2 separate regions of the Homo sapiens genome follow, and region 2 is linked to region 1. The links are chromatin loops, found by intact Hi-C in ENCODE. Cell type or tissue: B cell. All regions are shown on one strand. Each heading gives the region's core, and the rest is flanking DNA. Links, peaks and the distances in the headings are about the cores only. Region 1 overlaps PIK3R5 (phosphoinositide-3-kinase regulatory subunit 5). Region 2 has its middle 12 kb from the start of RNF222.

Region 1 (8,327 bases), core at 2,897-5,396:
AACAGTTTATCCTGCTTTGATGTGGCTGGGTGGCAGAGGAAGTGGGCCTGTTATCAAGGCTGGGGGCCTCCCCCTGCTTCCTGACTCCACCCCCGTATGATCGCCCAGTGCCTCAATTCTGGAGGTAGCAGGAAACCTCACGTCAGTGCCACTGGGTCCTGCCCACCACAGCCCTCTTGGGCTCAGCCCACATGTTTATTGAATATTTACTCTATGCCTGCATAGCTGTGCCGACCACAATACTTTCCTGCAAAGAATTTACCTGTAAACCTGGGGGATGACATGGGGCATCTTACATGCAAACCGCTCTGCAATTTTCAAAGCACACAGACCTCAAGGATTGCACCTTGCCTGTAGGGGAAGAAGGAAAAGTCATATTCTTCTCATTATAAAATGGGAAATGATTTTGAGAAGACCAAGTTCAGTATTTCTTGTTTAAGCTACAAAGTGAAGTATGAAAGAGGGAACACGAACCCTTGTATGACAGAGACCTACACTTCGTCACTTATTAGTTAATGACCTTGGACAAGTTCCTTAGACTCTCTGAGCCTCCTGGTCAAAAGCAGGATTATAATTATCGTTGATGATGATGACGAGGAGGACAGCAATGATGCCAGGGTTGCTTATGGCATATGAAGCACCGTCATAGGTTGGTCCCATCTAACCCTCAGAACACCTCCCTGGGTAGTTACTATTATTCCCATTTTTCAGATGCTGAAACTGAAGGCTCGACATTTATGTAACTTGCCCCAGGTCACATAGCTGACAAGAGCTCTACCACTTGAACCCATATCTCTTTGATACCAAAAGTCATATCCCATCCTTTTCACATTTGCATAAAGCTGTGTTTCTACCAAGAGGCACTGACAGATGGCTGCATGACCCTGGGTTGCCCAGGCTGTCTTTTTATAAACGCTCTCCCCCTTGGGGAATTTCTCCTGCCCCTTTCCCTTTGGGTTGCTTAATATGGCTTCATACCCTTTGACTTCCTATCAAATGGGGAACAAACCTGGGTTAGGTCAGTTTTGCTTATCAGCGGGTGGCAGGTGAATTCAGAATGTTCTTCAGTGGTGTTACATTTCTCTGGGGACATTACTGATCACAGACATTTGGATTTTATACTTTTTGTCTCTGGTTATGGAATGAAAGGTTAGACCTCTTGAAGGATGTCAAACATCATTGACTAGTAGGTGGGGGAGGTTTAGGGAAAAGAGTAGAGGCAGGTGTTCCAGAAACCACACGGTGTGATCAGTTAGGACTGAGCTGGCTGCCTATAGCAGAAAGCCCCAAACAACTATGCCTTAAACTCTCAGGGGCTATTTTTCTTTTACACACAGACACACAGACACACACACCACACACACACACATACACACACACAATCTGTATGAAGGCAGGCCAGCATTGGCATGGTGGCCCCATGAACATCCTGGACCAGCCTTCCCTCATCTTTCCACTCCACCATCCTTGGCAAAAGTCACCATCTTCAAGGTTGCTTCTTGGTCTAGGATGGCTGCTGGAGTGCTGGCCATCATGTCCACATTCCAGTTAACAGAAAGAAGGAGGTGAGGGGGGTTGCACCTAACACATTCTGCAAGGGAGGTTGAGAAATTGACTCATCAACTGGGTACAATGCCCAGTGTCCCACTCATAAAAAAACGAGGAATGGATATTGAGTAGATGCCTAGAAGTCTCTGCCACATATGACTTACTTGTAAGAGTAGCCCATAAGGCCTGGATTGGTCCTGTTAGGGTGACTCTCACCAGGGTGGTGAAAGGGTGTTATGAAAGGTCTCATCTCAGTTCGCCCCCACAAGCCCGGTGGCTCTGCAAAGCTGGAGACCTCATCCCACAGGCGTTTCCGTGGGGTCACTGCACCTGTTCAGAGCAGCATATGTCTTGTGGTGGCACTGGCCTTTCATTCCAAGAACTCACATCTCCTCTGCCTGCATGAAGGCCTGCCCAGTGGGTTCCTTCCCCCCAGTATTTTCCTCTTGGCTTTCTAGCCACATTCCTTCTCACCTTCCCCCTCTCTGCTCCTGGACTCCCGGTGGCCAGAGATTCCGAGCCTCCCTTGTTATGTCTTCTCCTTTGTTTATTCACCTGAAATCCGTGCTTCACCTTCCTGCCCAGGCCCTGCTGAGGCCCACAGCCATGAGTCCCCAATTCCTCCAGCCTCTCTGGAGTCCAGGACCCTGGGGATGGGGAGCAGGAAGGCGCTATACATGGGACCCCCAGTGAGGAGGGAAGTGTAAGAGAAACCCTGCTGTGGGGAGTGGTGTGCCTGGTGTTTGCTTCAGGGTATGAGGTAGGTCAAACTGTCCACCATGAGTTGATATTAATCATAGTTGCTGGAGAACCAAACCTGATCTAGTCTCATTTGGAGATTGCAATGCCGTTGGGGCCGGGCTCTGCTTCCACCCTGTTGATTCCGTGGAATCTTGGTGTTCCCCTTGTAGGAGGAAACTGAGTCAGATGTGGTTGCTCCCTGCCTCCCCCAGGCTCAAGTACCCACATCACCCTCAGCATGGACCTGTCTATCCGTGTGTCATTAATACCAGTGCTTGCTTGATGGCAGATGTAGTGATTTTCCTGTGTCCTGGATCTTCACAGTCTGCTGTTCTGTGCAGGATCCCCATCTATTTGCAACTTTGAAAAAGAGTGGAAGCTTTGATGGGTGAACAAGGCTTAATGGCGAAGGGCCTTGGACACCTGGGCCAGGAGTTTGAACTTCACTATGAGTGTGTTCTGCCCACTCACCCCGTTCTTCGCCTGTATGGGGTGACTTCTCTCAATTTCTTACTTGCTAGAGCCTGACGTAGGAACAACCCAGGCAAGATTTTTGTTTAGCCCTTGCACCAATCTTGATCTAAGAAGCTAAACTCAGAAAGTTGTTTCCATCTGCTAAGGTGACCAAGAAAGGGTGTGATCTAAGATCAAAGGGAGAGAGGTGTCTGTGGATCTGAGGCTCCCCAGTGCAGCCTCCCTGTTTGGGGAGTGGAGGGTGGAGTTAAGGGTGGTCTCGAAACTGACATTGCACACCCCACTTAGCATTCATGGCCTCCCTGGCATCACCAGGTAACATTGTGAAAACCAAGCCCATGGAGGGTGCTGGGAGATATTTCCAACCTCACAGCACATACCAGCAAATGGGGACTCGGCAGTACAATCTCTAAGCCAGGCTCAAAGGAGTCAGTCTGTACAAAAGCTTATATTATCAAAGCCTCCTCCACATTGCACAGTCTTTTCTAATGTGTTCCCAGCTCAGGCCCCAGCCCACCAGTTAATTACCCCAAAACCCCACACCCCATGCTAAGCAGGGAGGTCCATTACCAAGAGAGGCCAAGGAAGGGGGTTGATGGTGTTTTGGGGGTGAGGGCGGGAGTTTATCTGATGATCATAGGTTCTGCTTGGGAACTGTTGGTACCTTGGGTATTCAGCACCAGCCAAACAACTCTGAAAATCACTCTCTCTGGGTCAGAGTGTGCCAAGAGGCACAGGTATCCTCCTAAATATCCCCCATTAAAGCAACGGGACACATAGAGCAACAGTCGCGTGGAGTCCACGTAGCTCATACGAAGCAGCTTCTGATTCTAACTGTAGCACAATCCTAAAATGAGACTAAGGCACACGAATATAGATGTTAGAGACTGCTCCTCATCCTAGAGACAAGAGGAGACGAAGGAGCTTCAAGGAGAAGGTTGTCAACAGTACCAAGCACTCCAAAACAAAAGTTCAAGCAGCGTGAGGATGAGGTTGGGCCGTTGGGTATGGGGACGGGGAAAATGTTGCCAAGCTTCAGGAGAGCAGGGTCAGGAGGGCAGAGGGGTTGGAAGCCAATGGCTGGGCGTGTTGGAAGAAAGCTGATGTGGAGGGAGAGCGACGTCAGAGTCTACTGCTTCCTGGAGTATGACCGCCTGGATGTCCTTGGTCAACAGAGGCAGAAGTGGCGGTGAAGAAATGGGGTCAGCGGGGTGTGGGTTAATGTTAAAAGCATTAAACAGTAAAAGAAAAGAGAAATAAGGTCAAGAGAAGATTTTGCGTATCTATGTGTTTTATGGTCAGGGAGATGGGGAATATCTGTTTGTCTCCGCTATGGTAGCTATGGTATTATGTAGAGGTGGTTGGAGAGCGGGTGAGGATCTCTTCTCTGTAATGCACGTGAGTGGCCACCAGATGGTGTCCCAAGTCCTGATGTAATAGCCACTGTGTCAAGGACTTATCTGGCAAAATGGACCAAACGTTAACTTCTAAATATGCGATGATTACATAAAGTAAACATCACGCAAAAGGCCAAAAATCAAAGCAATTAGGTCCCAAGTTAGAAGAGCATTATGTGGTAATTTTCTGCCTTTTACTAAAGGAACCTCACAGCCTTTCTATTTATAGCTGTCTTTAAACCCCAACCCCCGCCCTACCCCGCCCCCGAGACTTGCACTTCTGAGGGGACGTCCTGCAGGTTCCCAGCTCAGTCCCAGTTCAGAGTGGCCCTGCTCTCGATGGGGACTGCCCTGGGCCTATTTCCAAGCTATGACAAGAAGGCGACCCACCCCGCTGGGTCCCCAGCCCCTGCTCTGTGAGGGAGTGAACTCCCGCTTTCTGTTTCATCTCCTTGTCATGGTGGAAACAGAACTGAATGCACACTGTAAAGCGACTACTGTGCACAACAGAGTCAAGCTGCAGAAACAAAAGGAAAACCTTTGGTGTGTTTCTTCTCAGCATTTGGAAGTCAGAGGAGACAGAGAGGGGGAAGGGCCAGGGAGAAAGGGGATGCGGGCTGGGAGAGGAGCCTGGGATGCAGATGCCTCAGAGCACGGAGGACGCCAGGCCAGACCACAGTCCTTCCCGATCCCCGGACTCCAGGCAGAGACGGGGAGGTGCAGGTGGGGAAACTCGAAACCCACTGCCTGGCTGGAGCTAAGGCAAAGTGGATGGGCTGAGAGGTGCCTGGCATAGCGGGAAGGCACCCCGGACCGGGAGAGGGGGCAGCGGCAGGGACCGAGGAGTAGCCCTGCGGCACAAGACGGGGCAGCCTCCTGGGCCCAGGTTCTGCCTCCTGCGATGCTCCGCCTCCCAGTCTCTGAAGAGAGAAACTTTAAGTTGGTCAAGCCATGGTGGGGCCTGGGAATCATAGACTGTTAAAGGCCTCAGAGGCCACGGATCTAATCTGGCCCTTCCCAGGAGAAACTGAGGCCCAGGGCTAAAGTGACCTGGCCAAGGCCACGCAGAAGAGCTGGAATAGAACTCAGGCTTCCGACACGGGCTCTCACCCTGGATCTCTTTCTCTCCAGCTAGGCTGCCTCCAAGCCTGGAGCCGGGACCTGAGCCACAAGGGGAGTGGAAAGCTCTTAGGAAGGGAGGGCAGTCAGAGAGGCCACGGGAATCCAGAGGACAGCGAGGCCCAGGACCGAGTTTTGGTGTTGGAGGTGGAGGTGGGGATATGACTCGTGAGGTGTAAAAGGACGCATAGAAGCAAACTGCTAGGCACCCTGGAGGGTCCACAGAACAGCTTCTCTGCAGGTTCGCCTGAGCTCCATCCGGGAATTTCCAACCTGATTGTCCAGTGCTTGGCTCCCCACGAGGCACACGGACGATGCTGAAGGAACTGATCAGCCCATGAACTCTTTTCTTCTTGACCCACAGGGATCTCCTACCAGAGACTGGTGAGGGCTGAGCAGGGCCTGCCCATCAGGAGTCACCGCAGCTCCACCGTGTGAGTGCTCTTGGGGGACGGAGAAACAGTGGGGAGGGAGTTTGGGACCCCTGCACTGTTCCACCTTCACCCTCCTCCCCCACTCAAACATCCAGTGCCCCCACCCCCTGTCCACCCCAGCCAGCAACAAACAGGCTTCCAGGGAACTGGGAACCCCCTGGCACTGCTGGTGATATTTTGTGTCCAGGTGTGTTTTTCTAGGCTGACGGTCTTTCACCAGATTCTTAAAGAGGTCTGTATCAATTATGCCAGGTGTTAGGCACACAGTTCCCCCACTTTCATTATTTTCAGATGAGGAACTGGAGGTCAGAGAGGTCAAGCAACTTCCCCAAGGTCACACAGCGAGCAAGGGTACGAGCCAGAATTTAACCCTCAGGCTTATTCAGAAGCCCATGATATTTCCACAATCTCCTTCTGTCTGTTACTAAAACAGTGTTTCCAAACTTTTTTGACCAGGACCTATAAGAAAAATCCATTTTATATGACAGCCTGATACACAAACACACACACACACACACACACACACACACACACACACAGCTGAAATGAAATGTATCCTGGTTACATAGGATGAGCTCTGTTCTATTCTATTTCATTTAAGAAACAAATTTGGCTCCCCAGATGATTTCATTACCCACTCCTGTGTCCTGACCTGCAGTTTGAAAAGCACTAGAGAGGGGGTGCCCATTAGGAGGACCCTCTGCAGGCCTTGAAGAGTTGGGTGCTGTCTCACCTTGACATGTTGGGAGCCCAGGGACCCCGGCCTTCACCACCTCAGAAATTATAGGCCCCCGGCCCTCCTCATTCCCAGCCCCAGGGGTTCACTTCCCACTCACTCCCCTGAGCAACACTTCTTGACTTCCCTCTAGGTGAAAACAAACACAAACAAAATGATAGATGTTGAGACAGAGGGAAAGGATGCTAAAATGTTGTAGTTTAGTAAGTAAATAAGATTCCTCTGGGGGAGCTGGGGCAGGTGGGCTGATGAAGAATCATCAAAGCCCTTTAGACCTTTATTCGGACTCCAGGCACCATCCTAAGCATGGTTACATGTGCTGACTCATTTAATCCTCACGTTAACCCCGTGAGAAAGGGATTTTTCACATAAGGGAAGTGAGGCACCGAGAGATTTGTAGAAAGAGCTTACAGTTGGGAGATGGTCTCACTTTCATTATCTGTAAATTGAGAATGATGATAAATTCTTCGGGAGAGAAATTATGCAAGCTGGTGAGGGCAGGGGCTCGGCTGGGCTCGTTACAAGGTTGTAAGGGGCTGCTTATACAAGCCCACCTCCTTTTTCTTACAGATAGAGAAATCAAAGTGAGTTTCTTCCCAAATGATGGGGACTTTGACAGAGACTAGTCCTGTCTCTGCCCTGTCCCCGGGCACCGACGTCCCCAGAGTGTGGAGGGAATGCTGCCCTGCGTGGTGCTCCTTTGCACTGGGTTTAAACGCAGTGTGGAATTGAGAGAGCAAGAGCTCTCATCACATGCAGCTCATACTAAAGCATTTATGGATACAAAGCCGCCATGGCTCGAATTTGCTTCGAGGTCATGCAGTGATGGAGGGGTTGGCATGGGGGAAGTGAGAACAGCCGTGCGTTGTTAACTGTAAACAGAGTGATCAGCGCCTCAGAGCCCACGATTCTTTTAATTTGGGGTATGTTTGAAAGTTTCCATAGTAGCCGGGCGCGGTGGCTCACGCCTGTGATCCCAGCACTTTGGGAGGCCGACGCGGGTGGATCACGAGGTGAGGAGTTCAAGACCAGCCTGGCTAACACATTGAAACCCTGTCTCTACTAAAAATACAAAAAAAAAAAAAGTTAGCTGGGCGTGGTGGCGGGTGCCTGTAGTCCCAGCTATTTGGGAGGCTGAGGCAGGAGAATGGTGTGAACCCGGGAGGCGGGGCTTGCAGTGAGCTGAGATCGTGCCACTGCACTCCAGCCTGGGTGACAAGAACAAGACTCCGTCTCAAAAAAAAAAAAAAAAGAGAAAGGTTCCATAATAAAGAAATGTAAACACTGGCACCAAGAGGGAATCTGGGTATCCATCGGGAAGGGAGGTAGCAGTGGCCAGGCACACAGTCCCCTCCCAGCCAGTGAAAGCCTGTATCATGGCTTTGGGCTGATTAGAAAAGGTGTCCCTCATAAGCTCAGGAAGAAGATGCACTCTGACTTGGCATCCCCTCCTCCGGGCAGATGCAGCCCCACGGCACGAGGAATTTCATGTCCCGCTCGCCCCAGACCACACTGCACAGCACCACGTTGCTGTCCAGCTCCCCCTGAAAACTGATCGCTTGGCTTCAAGTCACCTTGCCTAAAATATGATCCTCATTTGAGTAATCTTGCATCCACTCAGCTGTCTCATAGGAAAAAACGTTTATATAAAAATTAAGTAAATTTAGTTTTAAAGAATTAAGTTCAATTTTGAAAAGATCTTTGAAAACAACAGCTGAAAAATGCTCAGCAGTGAACCCCACGCTTTCCCCTGGAAACCTGGACCCTGGAGCTGTTGCTTCTGTCCTGGCCTCCTGTGGTCACCTCCTCGAGCTCTGCCTGGGCTTGAGGAGGCCCTGGTCTCAGTGGAGCTGAGCACCAGCAGGCACGAGGGGGGTG
Region 2 (8,327 bases), core at 2,809-5,308, 480 kb after region 1:
CATCTAAGGATTTATTCTAAGGAAATAATAGTATGCAAAGATGTACATTCAGTGATGTTTACTGTGGCACTGTTTATTATTATAGAAATAAATTGGAAACACCCTAAACACCCACCAATAGGAGACTGGTTTAATAAATCATGGTACAGCCACACAATGGAATACTACATAGCTGTTAAAAAGGACAAGGTAGATAATTATGAATTAACAAGAGATGACACTCAAGAGATACTATTAAGTGAAAAAAAGGTTGAAAGACAGTAAGTAGAATTTGACATAAAAATATTCATTTAAAAGTCTAGATGTCTATATGCCAAAATATTAATCTTTAGAGATAGAATTATGCAAACACTTTCAATGTCTCTGTACTGATTAAATTTTTATCAGATATTATATTATCAGGAAAAATCATCTAGTTCCATTTACAAAATGAAATAAAAGTAACCCCAAACCCTGAAGAATACAATCATACAGTTTACAAAACACCTTCACAATCATCATTCTGCTTAAGTTTACAAACATCCAAAAAAATAGAGATGTCTTACATTTTGTAGATGAGAAAACACGTTCAGAGGGAAGCAAATGGCCCATGAGCAGTGAAGTCAAGGTCCCAGGACATGATCGCAAGCCCCTAACTTGGTCAGCTCAGCATGGCTTCAGTGCATCTCACTGACTGTCTCTGTTGGCTCCAGATAAACCTGTCAGAACCCTATGAACTCCCTCTGCAACCCAGAAAAATGCTATGTGGGCAGTTCAGGAAATAGGAAACCAAATCAAGGTGATCAGAATATCAGGGGGAAGATGTGCGCAAATGATATGGTTTCAGGAAACCACCAAAGCCGTCTCTTTATGTCACCCAACCCTCATGCCACAGGGACATAACCAACTTTCCAAATGGACCTCAGCCTTTGACAATCCGCCTGCCTCATGGGCACAGAGGGTCCTCAGACATCAGGAGCCCCCCATTCTGGCATCTCTCAGGCAAACCCTCATGTGGCCCAGACCTTCTCCAATCAGCTCTTTCCTCCCAATGTACCTGGTCCTGTGTCTCAGGCCTCAGCTGATCAGATCCACGGCAGCATACGGGGCCCACGCTGAACTTGCTGACACAAAGTAGAAGTCAATAGGAAGAGTGAGAATCACCGTCCGACCAAAGATACGCAAGGATGGGAAATGGATTAGAGCCAGGAAGGCTGGGGCCTGCTGCCCTGAAGTGAGGCAACCCTGCCCGCCTCATCACTCAGCTGGGGTTGAGCAAGACTTCAGTGCTTCGGGAAGGAAAGAAGAAATTCAAGTTCTCAGCCAGGCCTTCAGCCTTCCCATCTCCCCTGCATGTGTAGTTTGGAAGCCACTGGTCTTCCAGACAGATGTCCTGTTCTCTCCTCCACTTTCCTGCCTTCATCCCCGTATTTGGAGGGTAAAGGCATGGGGAAGAGCTGTCACTACTTAAGGTGGGGAGACAGTGAATGCCAGTGTTGTTTGTCTCTCCACAAGGGCCAAGCACATAACATGGTACACAAGAGAATGAACTTGTCCCATAGCCTCCACCTGCCACTTGTAGCTGTGAGAACTTGAAACCGGGCACGGTGGCTGACACCTGTAATCCCAGCACTTTGGGAGGCCGAGGCGAGTGGATCACCTAAGGTCAGGAGTTCAAGAACAGCCTGGCCAACATGGTGAAATCCTGTCTCTACTAAAAATACAAAAATTAGCCAGGCATGGTGGCACACACCTGTAATCCCACGTACTCGGGAGGCTGAGGCAGGAGAATCACTTGAACCCGGGAGGCGGAGGTTGCAGTGAGCCAAGATTGTGCCACTGCACTCCAGCTTGGGCGACAGAGCAAGACTCCATCTCAACAAAAAAAGAACTTGAGCAAGTTGCTTTGCTCTCTGAGTCTCATTTGCCTCATCTATAAACGGAAACAATGCTGGTACTGACCTCATAGTATTTTGTAGGGCTTAAATGAGATAACGTGCGTAATTGGCTCCACCCAAGTCCAATTAGTCCCTTTAGCTGTTAGTGGTTGTCCCCTTCCAGCCCTATCAGATCTGACTCACTCCTTATGGCTTTATTAGGTCAGACACCCTGGTCTAAAGAGTCCCCTGAACACTCTTGCCTCTGCAGTGGCTGTAGGTCTCATGCATCAATTAGTCTTACGATCTAGAAGAAGCACCATTGTTAAGAAGGGCTAGGAGACCCTTCACTAATCATTCTTTTCCTTTTCCCGGGGTGATGTCTTTTCTCCCCAGGGTCAGCCGTGAAGGTAGGGGCTGTGTGGATTTGTCTCTGTATCCCCAGGGGCACTCATCAGAGCCCTGGAGGTTAAGTCCATAAATATTTGTGGATCTTAGAGGTTCATAGAAACATCACCCCTATTTAAAGCATGTGGGTAAACTTAGGGACCTGGGCTGAGGAATCCATAGCAGTGGGACTGAGGCTTTTACAGGATGTGGCAAAGCCATGCACGCAGGCAGGATCAGGGTGACACTTGGCTCCTCTTAGCTCCTCTCGCAAGTTCCTAAAGCTCCTAAAGATGTGAAATAGGGGCGTGTGTGGAAAGCCGCTGCTTGATCTGCCTGGAAATCCTGCCCACCTCCATCTCCAGAAGGAAGGCTGCTTCCTGCTTAGCCTCAGCACACTTAAATCCCCCTCAAAAGCAGCTCTTGGGTTTGCCACCTGCTAATCAAGGCACCTGACCTCTTCCTGGCTCTCTGTCCTCACCTCCTGACACCCTTCTTCTCAGATGATGGATATCCTGACAACTGAGATGGCATCCTCTTCACCCAAGCTGGAGTGCAGTGGTGCGATCTTGGCCCACTGCAACCTCCACCTCCCGGCTTCAAGCAATTCTCTGCCTCAGCCTCCTGAGTAGCTGGGATTACAGGCGCCCACCACCATACCTGGCTAGTTTATATATTTTTAGTAGAGACGGGGTTTCACCATTTTGGCCAGGCTGGTCTTGAACTCCTCACCTCATGATCCACCCGCCTCAGCCTCCCAAAGTGCTGGGATTACAGGCGCGAGCCAATGCACCCAACCCAAGATGGCGCCTTCTTAAGGATTGACCCCCACCACTTGCTTCCTCCAATTTACCACCCTGCCAGGGTAACCTGCCTGACTCCATACTGCTTTAGGGTGCCCCAAGCCTTGTTGAGGTTTACTATGTGCTAGCCACTGTGCAAGTGTTTTATGTACAATATCCTGCTTTAATTCTCAAGTAACTTTCTAAGGTAGAGGCTATTACTATTCCCATTTTACAGATGAGGAAACTGAGACCCAAAGAAGTCATGCAACTTGCCCAAGGTCATGCCGTGAGTGGGCTCACACTCTAACTTGTATTTCAGACATTTCTGTGAAATTGTGTTCACTCTGGTAAACCCTTTGAGAGAAGAGCCTGGATTTGCTTCTCTCTCACCTCCCATATTGCATAGAGATGGAACTTTACACAGCATGTTCTAACAAATTTTAGAACTACTGGGCATGAGTCATCACCAGGGAGCTTGTTAGAAATGCAGAATCTCAGGCCCCACCCCAGTTCTACTGAATCAGAATTTGCATTTTCACAAGAGAAGCAGGTGAGGGTTTGCTCATCAAAGTTCGAGACCATACTGTTCGAAACTGAATTGAATGGATGGTGCTCTACAGAGACACCCACAAGCCAAACAAGCATAGGAAAACAAAGCAAAAATACCTACAGGGCTCCTGATCTTGGGAACTGCACTTCCGGAGGAAGCACAGCGCAAAAAGTTAGGGCTGAGAGGTTCCCCATGCCTCACTCAGTTTCCACTTCCCGGTGCTCCAGCAAGATCTTGGCTGGGAGTCTGGATAGCAACGAGACATCTTTAGAGCGCCACCTGCTGGCCGTGATTAGGTATGTATCGCTCATTTCGGCTCCAGGCATTCCCTCTCAAAGCTGCAGCTCAAGGTCTGAGCCTTCTGTAACGGATCCCTTGGTTCTTTATTTCTGCCCCTTCAACACTCACCATTCACTATTCCTGTCGCTGGTTCAGATAACTCGTTACTCTCTAAATGGCAATGATGCAGCACCCCCATGTTTGCTTAGCCCCTTGACCTTCTCAATTGAGTTCAGCTCATTAGGCATTTGTTGAGCTCCTACTGGGTGCAAAGCATTACGACTTCAACAGAACAGCCTTCTCACGAGCGTCAAAGCAAGTGGTCAGTAAATAAACCAGGCTCTTAGTGTTCTGACTCAGGGTAAAACCACAAAGATTTAATACTGGTCCCTATAAGAAAGCGTTTGCAACATTCACATGGACATTCTTTTTTTTTTTTTGAGACAGAGTCTCGCTCTGTCACCCGGACTAGAGTACAGTGGCGTGATCTCGGCTCACTGCAACCTCCACCTCCCGGGTTCAAGCGATTCTCCTGCCTCAGCCTCCTGAGTAGCTGGGATTACAGGAGCGTGCCACCACACCCAGCTAATTTTTGTATTTTTAGTAGAGACGGGGTTTCACCATGTTGGTCAGGCTGGTCTCGAACTCCTGACCTCATGACCTCATTTAGGAAGGCACAACCTTCCTAAAAGGCAAATTTACAATATTTATCACAAGGCCTTAAAACAATATTATCCTTTGAGTTATCGATTCCATTGCTAGTAATTTATTTTAAGGAAATACCACCAATATATTGCAGTAAAAACACTTACTGCAGACTTTTTTTTTTTTTTTTTGAGATGGAGTTTCACCCTTGTTGCCCAAGCTGGAGTGCAATGGCGCCATCTCAGCGCACCGCAACCCCCACCTCCCGGGTTCAAGCGATTCTCCTGCCTCAGTCTCCCTAGTAGCTGGGATTACAGGTGGATGCCATGATGCCCAGGTAATTTTTGTATTTTTAGTAGAGACAGGGTTTCACCATGATGGTCAAGGCTGGTTTCGAACTCCTGACTTCAGGTGATCCGCCCACCTCGGCCTCCCAAAGTGCTGGGATTACAGGCATGAGCCACTGCGCCCGGCCAACAATTTTTATAATAGGGAAAAATTGGAAACAACCTAAATATGAATCAACATGAGATTAATTAAGCAAATTACTACATCTATTTAAAAAGAGGATCTAAAAGAATGTTTATTGGGATTAAAAGTTAACAATTGAAAAAAAAAAAAAGGTCCCAAAAGCATTCATACAATGTGACCTCATTTATCTTAAAAATAATTATATATCATATGTATAAATACAACTATACATTTTAACATAATTATATATTATATGGCTATATATATATATGCACGCTGGAATAAACACCAAAATATTAATGGTAGTTTTCTGTAGAAGTGGTGTACAGCTTGTATTGTGTGTGTGTGTGTGTGTGTGTGTGTGTGTGCGTGTGTGTTTATGTGTGTGTTAAAATTTTCCACATTTTTTTTCAATAGTAGTGCTATTTTTATCATCCGAAAATAAGATTGTTCTTACTCTGAACTCTGTCCCTGACCCGGGCCTTACCTGTCTCAAGAATTGAGGCCTCCTAGCTGTCCGGGAGGATTTAAGCCCTGGGATGAACACTGCCAACTCAGAAAATCCTCCAAGGCGGCCAGCTCACGTCAAGCACTGTTTCTCCAAATGCTGCCGTGTCCCTGAGAACAAACCTCTCCACTGTCTTGGTGGCTTCCCTCCCCCGCCTGTCCTGAAGCATCTCTGCCCCGGGAGTGGGTCACTTGACAACAGTGAGAGGGAATCCGTGAGGTGGGTGCCAGGAGTGCAGCCCCGCGCTGCCCCGGCTGGCACAAGCTTGGGCCATGACTCAGCCCCTTTCTGCTCACCTGGTGTCCCGCCCTGCTGTCTCCACTTCCTCCCCAGCCCGCACCCTCGGGTCACCGTCCTTCCTTGCTAGTTTCATCCTGTTGAAAGAGTCCAAGCTACTTTTCTCTGAATTCTTTTGTTTGATCCACTTCAGTGGTTTCCCATCGAAAGGGCTCTCGGGTCAAGCATTTCACCCGGGCCTTGGGCTCAGCCACGGAAAGTTCTAGAGTCGCCTGTTTCTAGCTCTGGGATCCCAAGTTTCTGTCCCCTGCGTGGGCGCCAGCTCTCACCCACTCGTGCCAGAGTCCGCATGAGTGGCACTTCAGATGGTACACAAGTGAACCTTTTTATACTTAGAAGTTTGCATTAATTAATTAAAGTTTGTACCGTTTCATGAATTAATTGAGACAGAGTCTTGCTGTGTCGCCAGGCTGGAGTGCAGTGGCTCAATCTCCGCTCACTGCAACCTCCACCTCCCAGGTTCAAGAGATTCTCCTGCCTCAGCCTCCCGAGTAGCTGGGACTACAGGCACGCACCACCACGCCCGGCTAATTTTTTGTATTTTAGTAGAGACGGGGTTTCACCATGTTGGCCAGGATGGTCTCAATTTCCTGACCTCGTGATCCACCCACCTCGGCCTCCCAAAGTGCTGGGATTACAGGCGTGAGCTACCGTGCCCGGCCCCTAATTATATTTTTAAGGTACAGACACTTATATTTGAGGCTGTTAAAGGTATGAATGCTTATGTTTAAGGGTTGTGTTTTGTTTCGTATTTTTTCCCAGGCTGGACTGCAGTGGCGCGATCTCTGCAACCTCTGCCTCCCAGGTTCAAAAGAAATTCTCATGGCTCAGCCTCCCGAGTATCCGGGATTACAGATCCGCTCCACCACACCTGGCTAATTTTTGTATTTTAGTAGAGATGGTGTTTCACTATGGTGCCCAGGCTGGTCTCTAACTCCTGAGCTCAAGCGATCCACTCACCTCCGCCTCCCAAAGAGCCAGGATTACGAGTGTGAGCCACGGTGCCAGGCCAGGCCATGTTTAAGATATTTTTAAGAAATGGATGTTTTTGCTGGGTGCCGCGGCTCATGCCTGTAATCCCAGCACTGTGGGAGGCTGAGGCGGGCAGATCACTTGAGGTCAGGAGTTCGAGACCAGTCTAGCCAACATGGTAAAACTCCATCTCTACCAAAAAATACAAAAGTATTAGCTGGCCGTGGTGGCAGGTGCCTGTAATCCCAGCTACTTGGGAGGCTGAGGCAGGAGAATTGCTTGAACTTCGGGGGCGGAGGTTGCAGTGCGCCGAGATTGCGCCACTGCACTGCACCCCAGCCTGGGTGACAGAGTGAGACTCTGTCTCAAAAAAACAAAAAAAAGAATGGAAAGTAGAATGACTGTGTTGCTCAAACACCCCCTTCACCTCACTACTGGCCCAACACACATGAGTTAGGCTTGAGAAGGCAGCTTTTTTTTACTTAAACATTTATTGGGCTCTAATAATACTGGGTCTTTGTGCCAGAGCCTACAGAGATGTGTGAAATAGGATCTCCCTTCATCGAGGTATTAAAAGATATAGAGGAAGGCCAAGGGCGGTGGCGCACATCTGCGGCGGGAGGAGGGTCAAGGGTCATGTACACACACACTAAAAACATAAAAATTAGCCAGGCGTGGTGGCACATGCCTATAATCCCAGCCTCATGCTGAGCACTTTGGGAGGCCGAGGCAGGCAGATCACTTGAGGTCAGGAGTTCGAGACCAGCCTGGCCAACATGATGAAACCCTGTCTCTACTAAAAACACAAAAATTAGCCAGGTGTGGTGGCGCATGCCTATAATCCCAGCCACTCGGGAGGCTAAAGCAGGGAGAATTGCTTGAACCCAGAAGGTGGAGGTTGCAGTGAGCTGAGATGGTGCCACTGCACTCCAGCCTGGGCAACAGAGCGAAAACCTGTTTCAAAAAAAAAAAAAAAAAAGATGTAGAGGAGATGCCAGGAGAGATGTAATGAGGTAGAAAGGCATTCCAGCCAGGAAACAACCCCCAAAAAAAAGCATGAAAAAAAGATCACAGAGGCCCACAAGCCCAGGGCCTTCAAGGGACCTGAGCTGGAAGCCAGAGCTGTGGCCATGCTGTGTAGCAAAAGATAGCCCAGCAGAGGGGCTGGCTGGAGCAAGTCTCCAGAGAGCAGTGAGGGCTTCATGGGCTCCCTGAGTATGGGCTGTGCCTCAGGGCAATGGGGAGCCGAGGAAGTCTTCAGAGGGAGGGGATGGGATGGGGTGAGACCTGTGGCCACTGCATATTGTTGGGCTGGGGAGCTTGGGAACCAAAGCAGGTGAATTGGGAACGAAAATCAGTTCCTATTCTGCCTGCCAAGCCATGTGCCCTGACACAGCCAGAGAAGAAAGAGGGCCTTTTTCCAATTAACTTCCTAGAGGGAGGCGCCTCTATGTGTTCTGTTCAGAGGTCCAAGGTGTCCCCGGTTCTACCAGCAGTCCTGGGCTATGTAATAATGGGGCAGAGCCCAGGAGGGTGAAACAACAGGGAAGCTTGGGGCAAAGCAAACACTTGAGCTG

The links. Peaks named below come from ENCODE experiments on the same cell type or tissue, not always from the same donor. Only the 100,000 strongest peaks of a DNase experiment are listed, where the experiment ranks them.
Region 2: it touches region 1 in a loop (26-fold over the local background); 14 of 110 quality-filtered maps call a loop at or near these places.

The regions. Positions count from the first base shown.
Region 1 is chr17:8,890,972-8,899,298 of GRCh38, reverse strand. PIK3R5 (phosphoinositide-3-kinase regulatory subunit 5) reads left to right here. Exons shown (of 19, transcript NM_001142633.3): 6 at 5,644-5,713. LOC124903922 (a long non-coding RNA gene) reads right to left here. Exons shown (of 2, transcript XR_007065613.1): 2 at 7,345-7,511. It overlaps LOC124903920 (a long non-coding RNA gene), which reads right to left and starts at 2,113. Exons shown (of 3, transcript XR_007065611.1): 1 at 2,023-2,113; 2 at 1,713-1,878; 3 at 285-351. RefSeq lists enhancers at 4,159-4,358, 4,369-4,438, 6,865-6,974. In B cell, for the core only: CTCF peaks have their summits at 3,983 and 4,184 (motif pointing right); a DNase peak (open chromatin) is centred at 4,178.
Region 2 is chr17:8,405,979-8,414,305 of GRCh38, reverse strand. It overlaps a transcript of NDEL1 not described here. Among named protein-coding and RNA genes, the nearest start is that of RNF222, 12 kb to the right of the region's middle. RefSeq lists an enhancer at 3,721-4,015. In B cell, for the core only: CTCF peaks have their summits at 3,634 and 3,841 (motif pointing left); a DNase peak (open chromatin) is centred at 3,855; H3K27me3 peaks cover 457 bases.